Regions from separate parts of the Mus musculus genome. Here region 2 is linked to region 1. Evidence: chromatin loops called from intact Hi-C (ENCODE). Cell type or tissue: left cerebral cortex. All regions are shown on one strand.

Region 1 (8,000 bases):
ATCAAGGTGCAATACTGGAAGTTAAGAAGAAAGCTTTAGCTTTATGTTTTTAAAGGCAGGCTCGTGTAGCCTCACGTAGCTCAGTGGGTCTTGAACTCTGTATTGGAAGCCGGTCTGGAGCGTCTCATCCTGCCCCCATCTCCCAAGGACCGGAAGTAGAAGCATGCACTACACACTGGGCAGTGTGATTACCTTTTCTTTTCTTTTCTCTTCTTTTTTTTTTAAGATGTAAGAGTCTAGCATTATTCGTTAGCTTTAAATATCTTCTTTGAAAAAAGAAGACTAGTTGGTGGGGCAACTGCCTCCCAGCACTTGGGAGGCAGAGGCAGGTAGATTTCTGAGTTCGAGGCCAGCCTGGTCTACAGAGTGAGGTCCAGGACAGCCAGGGCTATACAGAGAAACCCTGTCTCGAAAAACCAAGGGGGGGGGAGCGAAGATGAAAACCAATGGGTTCCGTTCAACACGACTGTCGCAGAATAGGAAGCTGATCACGCCCCCTTTCACAGCAGCGTTTTCCCTAAATAATGAACTAAAACATACACAGAATTTCAAAGGTATTTTATTCAAAATTCCCCATCTAGGAGAAAAGATATATAACAGTGTTTACACATGCTTCAATAACTTATTCACTGTACAGCTTACATTTTCTATAACAACACAGTAAAGCAGCAAAGACAACAATTAGCACTCAAATAAGATTCTACTGTGTAAAGCAATGAGCGGCACACTAGGAGGTGGGACCTACTCGCTTACCATGACGGAGTGCCTTGCAGTTAGTTCACAAGCCATCATGGTCAGTGTGTGTTGTTCTGATTTGTAATGCCAAAGCCACCGTGACCTTTCAGAATAGAAAGCTTTTTCTCGCTAAATCTGGTGGGTGAGGAACGGGGCCCATTTTTATCCCTTTTGTAAAAAATAAATATATTCTCCCTTTTTATGCTAAGTCCACAGTTTTAAATAGAAACACATATTTGTGTTTGTGTATACTCCTACACTGCTGTTGCACAGAACTCCACTAATCAGTACTTCACAGCTAGCGAGATAGTCGAACGTTACAGGAACAGAAACAGACCACTTGAGTTTGCCATAGTAGCACCTAGAAAAATAGCACTGGGTCAGATTTCTCTGCTGTTCCTATGATGCAGGTGACACGGGAAACACCAGAGTACAGGCAGAAACCAAAGGAAAGAGGCAAGACGCTTCCCTGCTCTTCAAAGATCTTATCAGCGAATGTACTCTGACATACTTAACAAGGACTTCTAATCTAAGCCAGGCACACGGCAGCCGTGCAAAGGGTGGTCAGATGAAAGTGACTGGGCCCTGAAATCTGACCCTCTGCCAAGAAATTATATTTTCCAAGATTGGGAAAGGCACAGGAGGTGCGCATTTTAATTCGGCTCAAAAATAATGAAAATTAACCTTAAAAGTTGGCAACAATTATAAAAACAAATGCCACTTTCTTTGACAGAACTACAATAAACCAACAAAAAACTTGTCACAGGTCACGATACTCAGGGCCCATGCATGACCCCTCGGCATTTCTGTACAGACCGAATCTGAAGGACTACGTCTATAAAGGAAGGGCTAACAACTGATTTCACCTACAGCTCTGCCCTATCAGTGTCTTCTCTCAAGAACTAATCTGTAGTCAGACTAAGTTCCTTTCTGAGGAACTGCAAACTTTAAATGCTCTAATGTTTAGCTGTGGCAGAAGTAATCGGACATACCACAGAACACAGAGGGGCAGGAAGTCAACTCACACTTTATCTGTAAAGCTAACGAGGGTTTCAGTGTGGTACATGTAAACCAGGAATCATAAGTTTCCAAGAAAACAAACAAAACAAAACAAAAAACCAATCAGCAGTTATGGTCAAGTGTATATTCCATCATTCATATCTTTAAAAGACAGCAATAGTACTTAGGATAATTGTAAACATAAGGCCCTAAAAGAGTACATCTATTCTAGGAAGAGTCATTCACTGTAACGATGCACCTGACATCAGGTACAGACTTCTACTGACAAGTGTAGTGTACCCTGTCCTGCAGCAGGACTCGGGAGGAAGGATGTGCCCACACACTGCTGAGACACTGTAACAGCAGGTGTGACTGTGAAGAGACAGACACAGCAAACCACACGGTCAAAAGGTCATTAGAACATCACGTTCTTGTACACTAGTGTAGAAAGGTCTCCCAAAGATGAAAGAGTGTAGGCCTGGCTTAATTTTCTCAGCTAGAGCCATTATTATGTTAAGATCGCCCTCTGCTGTTAAATCAAGATCTATCTTCAGGTTCCGAAGAGACTTAAAGGGCTTTTTCCCCTTCTGCCTATAAACAAAACAAAAGAGACAAAAACCCCCGCATTATAATACAGACAATGTTCAAAGGGAACGAACAGCAACTGTCAATGCATAAAGGCTTTCCTCTAGAGGAGCAGGACTCACGTATCATCCTCGATGTACTTGATTAGTGTCAAGGCTTTTCTGTGAAGAATGAGGAGGAACTGTGCAAGGAAAGTACTCCTGAGAGACAGGCCAGGCTTCAAATGGAAGACCTGCAGGGACACAAGACAGTGCAGCTTCCGCGACATTGTTGACAGGATCTGACACACAACACCCATTACAGCCATTTCTTCCGATTTCCAAAGGGCAAGACTCTGGTAGCGGCAAATGTCTGGAAACCCACTGTCCCCTTTTCAGATTCCCTAGTTTAATGCACTTAGATCTTGTATTCTACCTTAAAATATCTCCTTATTTTATTATGGAAATAACTAAGTCAATGACTTCAGGTTGTGTGGAGTAGAGGAGGGGACTTTTCAGCTTCAGAGACTTGGGATTACAGGCTGTCCTCACCTCACACAGACCCAGACCCACAAGTCCCAGTGAACACGAGGTTCTCCTCATCTCAACTCTATGTCTATGGCACAGGATCTTGGCCTGATTCCCAGCATGCTATTATGACAAAGCTCTGCTTACGTATAGAAACAAGTCGCATAGAATCCAGTACCATCTCCAGATGTTTACTCATCAGATACTTTTAAAAACAGAGACAATAAGGATGCTACCATTTAAGCAGAAGCAACCTAAGTTTTAAGAATATTTTCAATTCAATTAACACAAATGAAAGCACACCCCTGTCTTCACCAACCACAAAAATTCTAAAGGCAGAGGGTTGGACCTGAAGCAGCCACTAGGATGGAGAATGCTGCTTTAACGGTTAATATACAGGCTATTTCCCATTAATAATTCAAAGAGGAATCCGTTTACAGACTTTAGAAAGGCCTCTAGCACTTTAATTCTTTGGTGCTTTTTATATATTCTGTAGGCACTGTGGGACATATTTTAAAAGAAAATATATGATGTTCTTTTGTCTGGCAATGGGTGGCATCATATTTACCTGATCCAGGAAGGCTTTCACTAGAGTGTCTCTGTGTAAGACATCTTGGAAAATATTCCTAAGAAGAAAAAGGTTCAGATATTAAACGGTTTTACAGAGTTACATTCCACAACTTCTTGCTCTAGTAAAAAAGTTGAAGTTTTATAAACAGATGTGTAAGAAGACAGATGTGTGCATTTGGAATGCATACTTAGTTTGCAGGAGGCCGTGGGTTCAGTATTCAGTGTAAACACACATGCATATACTCAATGTGCACAATATAAACACACATACATATACATACTTAATGCACAGAAAATAAACACAAACGCACATAGATCCACTTTAACGCAAGGGTACATTTGTACACTGTTTGTGTTTTGAGGCTATCCAGGCAGGGCATGTGCCTGTCCATCAGTGTGTTTAGAACCGTCACCTTACACGTTTGCCTCAGGTCAAGAGACTTACCATCTGTAAGTATGAGCCAGCAGCATAACTTATTACTACCGCAGCTAAGGTTGGCTGGCATGTAACGTTCAGACAAAATGGCCAACTGAGGTGACCCACTTCAGCATGCTGGCCAGACAGAAGCTAATGACTGTTTTTTTCTCAGCCCCCATTCCCTTTCAGTGTTTTACTTCTGTCTTTCCCTAGGCTATTATATTCATGTCAGAGGGAAAATATAACATTTTTCACAGTAAGATAAATGCAAAGCAAGACTCAGATGGTAGAGATCACAACATCACTGCCCAGGAACCATGGGGAAGAGGGAAATAGACAGGAGAGCAGCACGCCTCTCAGCCTTGAGGGATGAGTGCACCAAATGGAGAAAGGGGCGCTGGAAGGGACGCCAGCACTTCATGGTTACTGGCTGAAAACGGACAGCACAGTCACGGGGTTTGTGGGTCCCTTAGAACTTAAGTCCACTATTTCCCAATTTCTGCTTTACTGAATGAGATCTGGATCACAAAAGCTGGAAAAGGAAAGACTATCTTCAAGGAAATGTCCGACTTTAATGTATCATCAGACTGCTTTTATCTTAAAAAGGTTAAAATTAAAAGTAACTTAACTGGGAATTACTCTGTGGTACTAATAAGCAACTGCATAGTGGTACAGTAATTGCCCAGTGTGTGAGTCCCTGAATCTGAAACCTCAAACCTCCCAGACTCAAAAGTGAATATTATTTAAACCACACTGATACTATCATGAGCCCACAATAATAGAAGATATAATCTTGTGGCTGAAAATATTTCTGACAATTTTATATTCAAAACATTTACTTAGAACTGGAAATAAAATTCTAAAATTCATGACATGATTTTGTCATGCCAGAATAGCTGAACAATTGCTTTTTCTTCAAATCTTCCAAACAAACATATTCAAAACAAAAACACTAACATGGTGCAAATCCATTCAAGTTTACCTCATTTCCTGAGAAGAGATTCTAAACAATCAACTAAAAAAATAAACAGGACTTCAAGTATATTAGTCACGAGGAAGACGCAGGCACGCAGACTCAGTGAGAAAATTTCTATGTTTTCCAAGATTGCCAGTATGTGAACTAGTGACATAAGAGTTCAATTTGAACGATTCCTCTTCTGAAACAATTCCTCTCAACCTTTCTCAGCACTAACAGAGCACAGCAGAGCTGTGTAGAATGGGTTCTTTTAATTCTGCAGCCCCACACAGGGACCTCTGGGCAGCAGTTTACTGTGGCTGCTGGTGTCCCTACCATGCGCCTCTTGTTTCAGCTCTGCTTTCTTCTTCAGACACACGGTGACACCCATTGGTCCAGGGTCACTGCTTCCTAAAGCCCTCCAACCGGGATGACCACACTTAGCGTCTTTTCAGTGTATACTAAGGACTAGCACCATTTCAAGCTCTTGGTTGATCGGAGAGAACAGGAATAGGGTCTCACTATTCTTTTTTAGACTCTAGAACACCATTGAAATGCTTTCTTGAAGTTTTATAATTAAAATCCCAAGTTCCTCCAAACCCATCAGCACTTACTGCCTTTTACTTTGCTGCTCGCATCTTCTGGTAAGAAATAAATAGCAAAATATAAAATGCAAAGAAAAAACCTGTTCTCTTTATAAATTTCAAATACTTTTCTGTGTTTGATAGTCACACCCAAGAAAAAAATACTTAGAATTACTTCAGTCTACCATACAATGAACGTTATACACTAAATTCCCAGCAGTAGGGGCTGGCACTGATAACTGACTGATAACTATTAAGCTGGCCCTTCATTAAGTAATTAGGAGATCGGTATATATTTGCTAAGTATTTATTTTTAAGAGGAAATCTTTACCTATCTTAGCAAAACAGTATTTTAAGAAATGAAGATTTAGGCTAGGTATGGAGGCACACGCCTTTAATCCAAGTATTTGGGTGGCAGAGGCAGGTGGATATCTGGGAGTTGAAGGCTAGCCTGATCTATATAGTGAGTTCCAGGCCACCTATGTAAGTCATTAGGCCCAGTGAGACTGTCTAAAAATAATAGTATAAAAAATTTAAAGTTGGGGGTGGCAAGATGGCTCAGCAGGTAAGAGCACTGACTGCTCTTCCAAAGGTCCTGAGTTCAAATCCCAGCAACCACATGGTGGCTCACAACCATTTGTAATGAGATCTGACGCCCTCTTCTGGTGTGTCTGAAGACAGCTACAGTGTACTTAGATATAATAATAAATAAATCTTAAAAAAAAAAAAACCTTAAAGTTAAGAAAATAAAGAAAAAGTGCCTGAGTATGTGCTTGTCATATTTCTTTTCTTTTAAATACAACTTGCACTGTTTTTACTCATAAATGAGAAGTTTTATGTTGTTTAACAATGACACCTAAGGCCAAGCGTCACATACAAATCAGGAGTGAAGCTCTCATCTGTGTAGATGATGGTGTCCTGCGCCATGTCCTCTTCTGAAGTTGCCCTCCAGAAGGCTGTCAGCTCTGACCTCATGTATCTGCGTTGATTATAAATATGTTCATGACACGGTGGCATCTGCTTGACAGTGTTGACATCCACATCAATGTGCGTGGTGGGGTACGGGGCATACATAACTTGCCGGAAGGGTAGGACAAAACTGCCTGTTGCATCCTGTCAGAAGGAAGAGAGAACTCACTGACCACATGCCAACTGAGAGAAGCAATTGTTAAAAGAATATAGTAATGATAAGAGATGCATATTCCTGTGAATCTGGTACAGGGCTTGTTCAGAAATAACCTTCAAGCTGATACTGTATAAAAATCCAGCCACTACCATTTGTGTTGACAGTGACAGTACACAGTATACCATAAAAAGTGGGTCAGAACATGCCACGTGCAATCCAACTGTAGGGTGTGGGCACTGCAGGAAATACGCACTGCAGAAAAAGACTACAAAGACCTATGCCAAGTTAATGCGTTTACTTGCTGGTCTGTAAAATTATGACTGCCTTTCTCCATTGTTTTATCTTCTTCCTATATCTAAATGAATATGTATGTTAATAGAAAAGTATTTACCTCTTTCTAGGTAGCTGGGCAGCCACTTACCATGCAGCAAATACCTGCAGTATACAAGGTATTATGCTGAGTGTAGAACACAGAGGCTGCCAAATCTTTCACTCTTAAAGGCTAGGATAATTACTGTATATCAAAGTATTTTCTGGAAAGCTATACAACTCTGATGTCCTTGCTACTGCTGGTTCCTGTTGTTGTAGTTTATCAACTTGTGATAAACTTTGTGAGCAAAGAGATGAGAAGAAGAAGTTGGAGATATCCTGACAATGAAGACTGGACTTGTCTCAAGGACCTAACACCCCTAATCAGTAGGAAATAGTCTAAAAAGATGTGTGCAAACTTCCACCACTAACCTTCTTTCTCTCCTACCTAGTGTTGTGGGGTTGGAAGGAATTAGGGAGGATACAGGTGGGAAGGGATGTCGGGTCTAAGAACCCGATGTGGCAGCTAAAGCAAATAGGCCTGGCTTTGCTTGGAGAGCTCGCAGGTATTTCACCCAATCACAGTTTTGCACCTGCCCTGTGCCCTGTGTAGAGGGAGCTCTTTCAGAAATCACATTATCTAATTGAACAAGGGGTGCTAGGAAGTACTGTGTATCTCATTGTGACTTTAAAGGAAATTGGTAAAATTAAGATTTGTAAAAGCAAAGTTAGAAATGTGTTTTCTTTAATTCTGAGCTCATGATCTGAAACCCAAAAGCTGATTTTCATTTTGGGGGTGAAAGTGGAGACTGAACTCAGGGCTTTTAACTTTCTAGGTAAACATCAACCATATTAAGAATCCAATCACCAAAAGCTAAATTTTTATTTGCAAGAATTCAATTTTTAAGATAGTTTTTAATTTTGTAAACTTAATTATAAGAAATCTTGCATATATATATATATATATATATATATACACATATACATATATATATATACATACATACATACATACACACACATATATATATACATATATATATAAATATCACACACCAAAATTAACCAGACTCAACGTCTATACTAATCCATGAATTTCTACGGTTATCATAGGCATGTGGAACAGAAGCTGTGAGGCTCCACATTCAATTTACCCTTTCAGTATCAAATGTATTCCATGCACTCACCTACCACCTACAAGAAAAAAATCATG
Region 2 (8,000 bases), 230 kb before region 1:
GACACCTGGAGAGATGAATGTGCACTGTACTGGCCAGGCAGGAGGTTGGAGGGAGAGGAGTGACTCGCAAAAGCCACTGGGCCAGCAGTAGATATGATGACTTGGAAATTCATTGACTTATACATTAATTATAGATGGTTGCAGGTAATTTTCGAATGCTAGTGGTACTGCTTTCTTCAGTAGACTGATATCAGTTGGAATGATTAGTTGCCGTAGAGAAAAGCTTTAAGTCAGTTATGTTTCCTAGAGTATGTATGCTTAACACAGAAGAGGTTTTTTTTTTTTTTTTTGAAAAGAGCGGAGAGAGAGTGAACAGATCCAAGGCCCTTGAGTTAGGCTTTGAGGAGTTAGTATGGGACGGGGCTTTCGGAACCATAGTGTGAGCCCAACGAGCAGAAGAAAAGCTGTTTCTGAGCTCTCTAATTCCTACAGGGAAATAGGGTTTTAATGACAGCTCACAAACTGAAGAACATTATTCTTGGGTCTAACCTTTGCAGATCTATAGGTGTGGACTGGCAAGATGGCTCAGCAGGTTAAAGCGATTGCTGCCACACCTGAAAAACCTTACGTTCTAGACTCACATTGGTGCGAGGAGAGAACTGACTCCTTCAAGTTGTCCTCTGGCATTCGCACGCATGCCAGGCACTCACACTCAATTTTAAAAAGCACGGGCCCTCTTTTCCTGTGACTGGGTTGCCTTATACACCCTTAACATGAGGGGAGGTGCCTAGTCTTATTGCAACCTGATATGCCATGCTTCCTTGATATTCCTGGGAGGCCTGCCCTTTGGGGTAAGGATGAGTGAATTTACACACACACACACACACACACACACACACACACACACACACACACACACACCCCACACACCCCCCCCCCCACACAGAAGCCCCAAGGTTGTAAGGCTGCATTCTACTTCGTTGCCACTTGGTGGCGCTATGAAACCATTTAAAGAGATAGTCTCCAGCCATAAACATAGTGCTCCTCAAGGCTAATCTAACATAACCAAAGACATTCATTTCTCCATTCCTTCCTCAAGGGGGGGGGGGGGGCGGCAGGCTCAGTGTCTTTCTCAGAGAGTGGACTGGGAACGCAGCACGTATAAGGCAGGTTACTCAAACCTGAAGCAGGCTTAGGATGCTTTCTGCAGGGGAGATTTCTTAAAAGTCTGACAAGAGACTATTCTCAGCATACTTAGCCTGAAAAGTATCTCAATATTTTAGGACCCAGCTATTCCACTCCTGGGCATATACACTTACCTTACCATGTATGCTCACCCATGTCCATTGCTGCTCTATTCACAACAGCAAGGAAATGGAACCAGCCCAGATGTCCACCAACACACGAAGAGAGAATGGAAATACAGAGCCTATATGGAATCTCATTCGGCTGTAAAAATGGCATTATGACGTTTGTAGGAAGATGGATGGATGGACTGGGATGTAATTAAACAAGATGTCAGAAAGACAAAAGCCGGGCTGGTGAGATGGCTCAGTGGGTAAGAGCACCCGACTGCTCTTCCGAAGGTCAGGAGTTCAAATCCCAGCAACCACATGGTGGCTCACAACCATCTGTAACGAGATCTGACTCCCTCTTCTGGAGTGTCTGAGGACAGCTACAGTGTACTTACATATAATAAATAAATAAATAAATAAATAAATAAATAAATAAATAAATCTTAAAAAAAAAAAAAAAAAAAGAAAGACAAAAGCCACATGCTCTCTCTACATGCAGATCTTAGCCTGTAATGTATAAATGTCTGTGTGTGAGTGCGCGCACGCGAACACATACATATATGTGGATAAAGTCCAAGTGGCTAGAAGAGAGACCACGAGGAGGAAAGGGACTGGGGGAGGAGGTAAAGCGAGGACCAGGAGTAGCAAGGGGGATGGGGGACATGAGGGGGAGGGGGAACCTACTAACAGGTTTGTAATAATGCTAACTTAGAACATTAAACATTTTTCTCAGTGGTACTCCTATGGAAGAAATAAAGGCAGGCTTTGGATCTGCCACCCCAGTCAGACTCATTCTCCACAGCCTTCACCAACTTCCACAGTCTGCGGCCTGGGAGAGGAAGCTGGCCAGGGCGGGTCCCACCACCCTCTGGTCACAGGCTGCACCTTACAGACAGCCAGGCCGACCAGCTTCCCGATTTCCACAAGCCTGGTGTGTTGGAGTTTCTCCCTGGCTGTTGATTCTACCCAGTAAATGTCTCCATTTCTTCTGTGCTTGGCAAATTCTCACTCTTTACGTGACTCTCCGAAAGTGTTATTCACTCCATTCTGGGTCCCCGTTGCCTGGCTTTCTGCTAACACTGAAATTCATTACACAATCAGCCTCAATCTGAATTGCGTATTGTGTATACCTTGGTGTATATTGCTGTGCAATGAAGGATATGTTTCCAAGTCTTACACAGTATATATGATTTGAGGCAGCTATAAATACAGTTTATGTCTAATGTGAGTTATAGCTGGGTAAGTTAAATTATGCTTAGTTTTGTGCTTTCAATTTCTGATATTTTTTGTCCTTGACATAGTCTCTGATTTTTTTTGGATACTTTTAATATTCACATTATTTCTTGCTTTTAAAAAAAGAGCTCTAGTAACGTAAAGAGCAATGGAAGGGGGACTGGAACTGAACACCCAGGAGAAGTCACATTTCACTTTAGGAAAGCTGCCTTAATGACTTTTGCCAGTTTTTGTAGCTATGGTACAGGGTGGAGAAAACAACCCAAGCTTTGCATAAGTTGCACAATTCCTCGTCTGACCTCAGCTTTCAAAACTGAAAATGGCTTCTGTTGGAGAGCTCGCAGAGATGATTTTGACATCCATCAATCAAATTCCTATGAGTTCTATGATTTAAATATCACCATCATTGTCATCATCATCACCGCCACCCCCCCCCCACCCCCCCCCACCCCCCCCCCCCCCCCGGTCTGGAAGTTGTCTGGCATTGTGAGTCCAAAGCTAGTTTACATCCTATCACCTTACTTCCCTGCCTCCTGCCTGGGAATCAGAGCTTGGCTGCAGCTCCCGCTGTGTCCTCTCCCAAAGTCTAAGGGGCTCTCTCCCTCCTCTGTCCTGTGGGTTCTGAATCTCTCTAGAGAACCCTGCCATGCTTTCCTTCTCTAGTGCTGGGGCCTCGGCTTTCCTTGGAACCTCTGCTGCACATTTGCTATTCTGTCTGTCTGTCTGTCCATGGTTACAATAACTCTTCTAATAAACTCGTAGAAGAGTTCCTCAGTAACCAGTCTAGTGTCTTCTTCACCCGTCCACCTCCCCCAAAACTTAACCTAGATTAGACTGGCTCTGAACCTAAGCCGCGTGCCCAAGCTCACTTAGCTTCTTAGTGGCTTTCAATCCGGACTGAGTTGCTTTAACAGTAAGCGAGCAAACCCTATGCTGTTCCTATTACTCCACTTGGGGGAGATGCAGCTTAGGACATCAGTGGTGTTTAAAATGCTCCAGGGATACAAGAGCAACAGCATCTTACACCCCCGGCCTCCCATTTGCTTTTAATTCCATTACATTCTGCTAACTGTAAGGAACAAGAAGGACGATGGAGGAAGACATATATTAGCAACAGTGGAACCAACTAAGGGGCGAGAACAGAGAGCAGAAAGGAAGGCCAGTGTGGAAGATTCTGTGTAAGAACATCTAGGTCTGGAAATGGTAAGGATAACCTGAGAAGATGCCCCCGCTCCCATCGTAGCCATCAAAACCTCCATGGTTTGGAACAGGGTAGTGTTAGAAGTCCACAATGCAATGCTAGACTTGATTCAAAGGGAAAAACTCACTGTCAGCAAACTTGGGACGGGTGGATACCCCATCTCTGCCGCTCTCACACACTCTTGAGGTCACAGAAACGACATGAAATGTTAAAAGCACAGGGACCTGCTGTGTGGCTTTTTTTTCCCAGGGACTGTTGTGTGCTGGATCCCCAGCCCCTGGTGCCTATGTGGCCCCCGTCCTCCTCAGCTTCAGTTTCAGTTCTGGGAAAGGGCCTGAGCTGTGGCAGAAGCACACTGCAGACGCTGCTGCTGAATTGCTGTAGGCGACGCAGAACCATGTAACCGGCTAGGCATTGGTGGCTCACTCCTTTAATCCTAGCGTCTTCTTTTAATCCCAGCAGAGGCAGGGGCAACTCTGTGTGGTCACAAGGCTGGGCTGGTTTACACAGTGAGTTCTGGGCCAATCAGGGAATATAGTTTTCCATTTTGTTTTGTTACCTGTCTTAGTAACAAAACAAAATGGAACTCCATAACCAGGAAGAGTTCCATTCTGATGGCAAACTCGGGGCCTCTGGTTAGAGGGTAGACCAGATAGCCTTTCATCTCAGATGGTCTATTTCTTGTGTCCAGATTATACCAGTTTGTTTCTTTTATTATGTGCTAGCCCTCCTCCATCCCCAAAGCATGTGGATTAAAATCACTGACCATCCTGAGAACCCCATTTCTGCCCTTATGGCCCAGAGCTGCCAAGGTGAGGTCCCCACACAGACTGACCCACTTTCCCCCTGCAGCTGGCTCCTGGCCACACCCACTCCCCTTGGGCCAGGCTTCTATACTCAGTAGACCTGCAGTCTTCTGTGACCTCATCTCTTACCTATAGCCAATGCAAGTCCCTCCTGACCTGGCAATGCCAATGGAGGAGTACTTAGTTGGCATGAGCAAGAGATGCTGTGGTACCAAACTCATCCATACTAGCCTGAGGGAGATCATTCCTGCCTACAGATGGGGGAAGGGTGCTTCTGACACAGGACAACAATACGGACACTGGTGTTAAAGCACCAAGGACAATAGACAGATGTGAGTTTGGGTGCTATAAAATCAGAACAGATTTTTCACTTAGTTCCACGGACCCAGAAGTCCTTGCTCTGACATGCTACATTGCGGCCGTTCCAGTGTGCACACAAGATTAAGAGGCATTACTCCCCAGCTCCTGCCGGTTTCTGTAGCAACATTGGCAAGGGAGACACAGTTGAGGCCCAAAGAGACATACGAGTAGTCCCCACATCCTCTCTATCTCTTTGCTTTGATGTACTAGCAGCTGTGCATTTGGTCTTCAAGGACCTCACGGTCTACATTCCTCTCACCAGAGCAGCCTGGGAGAGGCCTGGTCCCTGCCCTTGTACCTTCACTACTCGGATGCCCAGAGCACTCCAGGTCATCCACGCCCTGCTTAGGTGTCTTGGAAGCTTCTATTCCACCTGGATGGCAGAAAAAGCAACTCCTAGGAAAGAGAAGAGTTTCCTGGGCTGAAGAAGGAGAAGGGGTTTAAGTGGCTATTTGCTAACCATGTGGCCTGGAAGTTGTCTCTCCCTCAGGTGGGTAGAGATGATGTCAGGGAAGGCCAGGTCCAACGTTAGGCTGCAGGCTGTAGTAACATCCCCAGGAAAAGGAAGAGGAGAAGTAAAGGAAACAAGGAAAATATAAAATATCCTAAGCAATCTCCCAGCCAGTCCACTTCGGAAAAGCTGGGCTGCTGTGGATGCAGGAGCCAAGTCAACTCCCATCCAGCCTTGATGCAGGCAGAGGCCTGGCGGAGGGACCACAGCTCTCCAAAGGAGGCTAGCCTCCCTTGCCTGTGGTGAGGATTTCTCTGGTCACTTTCTAGAATCCAAATAGCTATGTCGACCAGGGGAGATAATGTTGGTCCTTGGGCAAAAGCCCTTGGCAATTCCCACTCCACTGCTCTGAACAAGTCTATGGTGTTAGCATTCTGTCTAAGCTCCACCCCAGTTGCCTGGCAACAGCCAGGTAGGCCTGACCCACTCTAAAAGGGGCTGCTTGGCCCCTCCTCTCTCTCGTGCCACACTCTCTTGTTCCCTCTTGCTCCCCCTCTCTCCCCATTCCCTTCTCTCTCTCCATGTGGCCATGGCTGGCCTCTACTTCTCTACTCTCTCCCGCTCTCTGTCTTTCTCTGTCTCTACTACCCTCTTAACTCCCCTCCCCATGCCCTGAATTAATTCTGTTCTATACCACACCATCGTGTGGCTGGTCCCTCAGGGGTAAGGGATGCCTTGGCATGGGCCTGCTGAGACACTCCTTCTCCTCCACAACTCACCACACCCCCCATAGAACATATCTTATGCCACTTTATCTTTATGTAAACACATCACATGGAATTTGCTTGTCCACTGTGCAGGGGGAGGCATACCTGGCTGTTTTCATGATAATGGCGTGAGAGATGAACGTCAGAAACTCTTTTATGAATTTATGTCATTCTCCCCTCCAAGCTGAGGGACCTTCCTCCTGGCCCTCAGACAGGCACGCTTTCTGCCAGGAAGACTCTGTTCAATTGTGGCCAAACTGACCGGCAAGTAATACCAGATTATAGGGCCTAAACATTTTGCATGAGATTTTTATAATGCAACTGGGCCCATTTAACGAGAACTTGGAGGGGGTGAGGGGTGGAGAAGTCAGTAGGAAGCTGATGACGGTCACTGTGCATGTCAAATGTCTATCTACACATCTGCACAGATAACACGTGGTAGACTGGTGGGTGGCGAATGAAGCAGCGGTCAGAAGGAAGGAGTGATGGCAAAACAACACAGCGAGCATCTCGTGTCCGCCCCGGGCACATCTATCTTCCCCTGTGTGCCAGACACTGCACTGTGCGGCCTCTGGAACGATGCCACTGTGTGTGGTCTCCTCACTCTGCAGAGGGAACCGAGGGTCAACATCTTGGCATAGTCACGTACATGGTCATCAGGACAGCAAGTCTGAAATCTTTAAGTCTGTCTTCCTCAAGGGGTCCATCAGCTACGTCCCCAGGCATCCAGCCTTCTGTATCTCCAATCAGCATGTGCTCTCAGCAGAGCCTGACTCAGTGGCCACACTGCATCTGCGCTAGCCACAGGGTGGGACTGCTCCCCAGAGCCTCGAAGCTAGGGCTGCTTCCCTCTCTCTCTCGGGAGCATTCCAAAGTCTGAGATTGTTGAATAAGGCAGGAGAGCAGTCAGACTATAAAACTTAAAACAAAACACAACGAAACAAAAAGTCCCCCCAAACCCTCATAAGTATGGATGAGGTCCAGCTAGTGCAGAAGAATTAAAAAATGTCCTTTTTGGTGCCTTTTAGGGATGTGGGTGGTGGATGAGCCAAACGAAGTAAAAATAGCAATGTAGCGGGCCAGAGCTCCCTGACCGGAAAGAACAATATTTATTTGATTAATTTTGTTCCTAGCCGCCCACATTACTTAGACAGAGGGTGTTTCCTCTATGCAAAGGTGGGTCTGAGCATGGACACATACATGCAGGCCCTCAAATCCATACAGCCATTAAGTATGGGCAGATAAACACATATTCCTGCCACCCACTGAGAAGAGTTATTCATAACCTATACAAAAATCAAACTGCTTTTCTTTCCCCAAGCTCTACAAACATAAAAAAAGAAGTTGCTTTATGTAAACACAACCAGCCCTCGGTTTACACTGATTGACAGAAAAGGGAGAGCTGCGGATGTCTGAAGTCCTCGTACTGAACCCGTGGGGTTATCAACACATGGCTGCATGCCTCCTTTCAGGAGAACGTGGGTCCCAGGGTGTGATGGCTGCTATGCCAACGAAACAAGTTGTCGAACCATGTGGGAGACAAACGGGGCTCTGGGCAGCATGCCTGTGAGAAACGATCTAGATTAGGTCAGACTTATCTAGAGTGGATTAGCTTCTGGCTATGCCTTTGAGAGATTATCCAGATTAGGTTAACTCTCGTAGGAAGACCCACCTGAGCTGTGAGGAGCACCATCCCATGTTGGGGTCTTAGACAGAATAAAAAGCACACCAGTGCAGCAGGCGCTCCATTCATTACACTCCTTCCTCACTGAAGGTGACTACAGGGTGCCCAGCTGCCTCGGACCCCTGTTGACGTACTCTGCTATACGATGGACTGCGCCCACGAACACGTCTTTCCTTATGTCACCTTTGTTTGGTATTTTGTCACAGCAGTAAAATGAGTAACCAGTACTCTGGTATCACCAGAGTTCTCAAGAGCCCCACAGA

The links. A loop is a pair of places that touch in the nucleus more often than their neighbours do. Peaks named below come from ENCODE experiments on the same cell type or tissue, not always from the same donor. Only the 100,000 strongest peaks of a DNase experiment are listed, where the experiment ranks them.
Region 2: it touches region 1 in a loop (9-fold over the local background); 27 of 42 quality-filtered maps call a loop at or near these places.

What each region holds. Positions count from the first base shown.
Region 1 is chr4:35,190,744-35,198,743 of GRCm38, forward strand. It overlaps C9orf72 (C9orf72, member of C9orf72-SMCR8 complex), which reads right to left. Exons shown (of 11, transcript NM_001081343.2): 8 at 6,230-6,465; 9 at 3,394-3,451; 10 at 2,442-2,551; 11 at 542-2,325. The coding sequence ends at 2,139. Among named protein-coding and RNA genes, the nearest start is that of C9orf72, 31 kb to the right of the region's middle. In left cerebral cortex, a CTCF peak has its summit at 2,266 (motif pointing left); DNase peaks (open chromatin) are centred at 2,274 and 2,453.
Region 2 is chr4:34,957,587-34,965,586 of GRCm38, forward strand. The region is part of intron 3 of Mob3b (MOB kinase activator 3B); the gene reads right to left. Among named protein-coding and RNA genes, the nearest start is that of Gm33620, 30 kb to the right of the region's middle. In left cerebral cortex, CTCF peaks have their summits at 958 (motif pointing right) and 3,420; DNase peaks (open chromatin) are centred at 944, 3,443, 7,114 and 7,513; H3K27ac peaks cover 381 bases.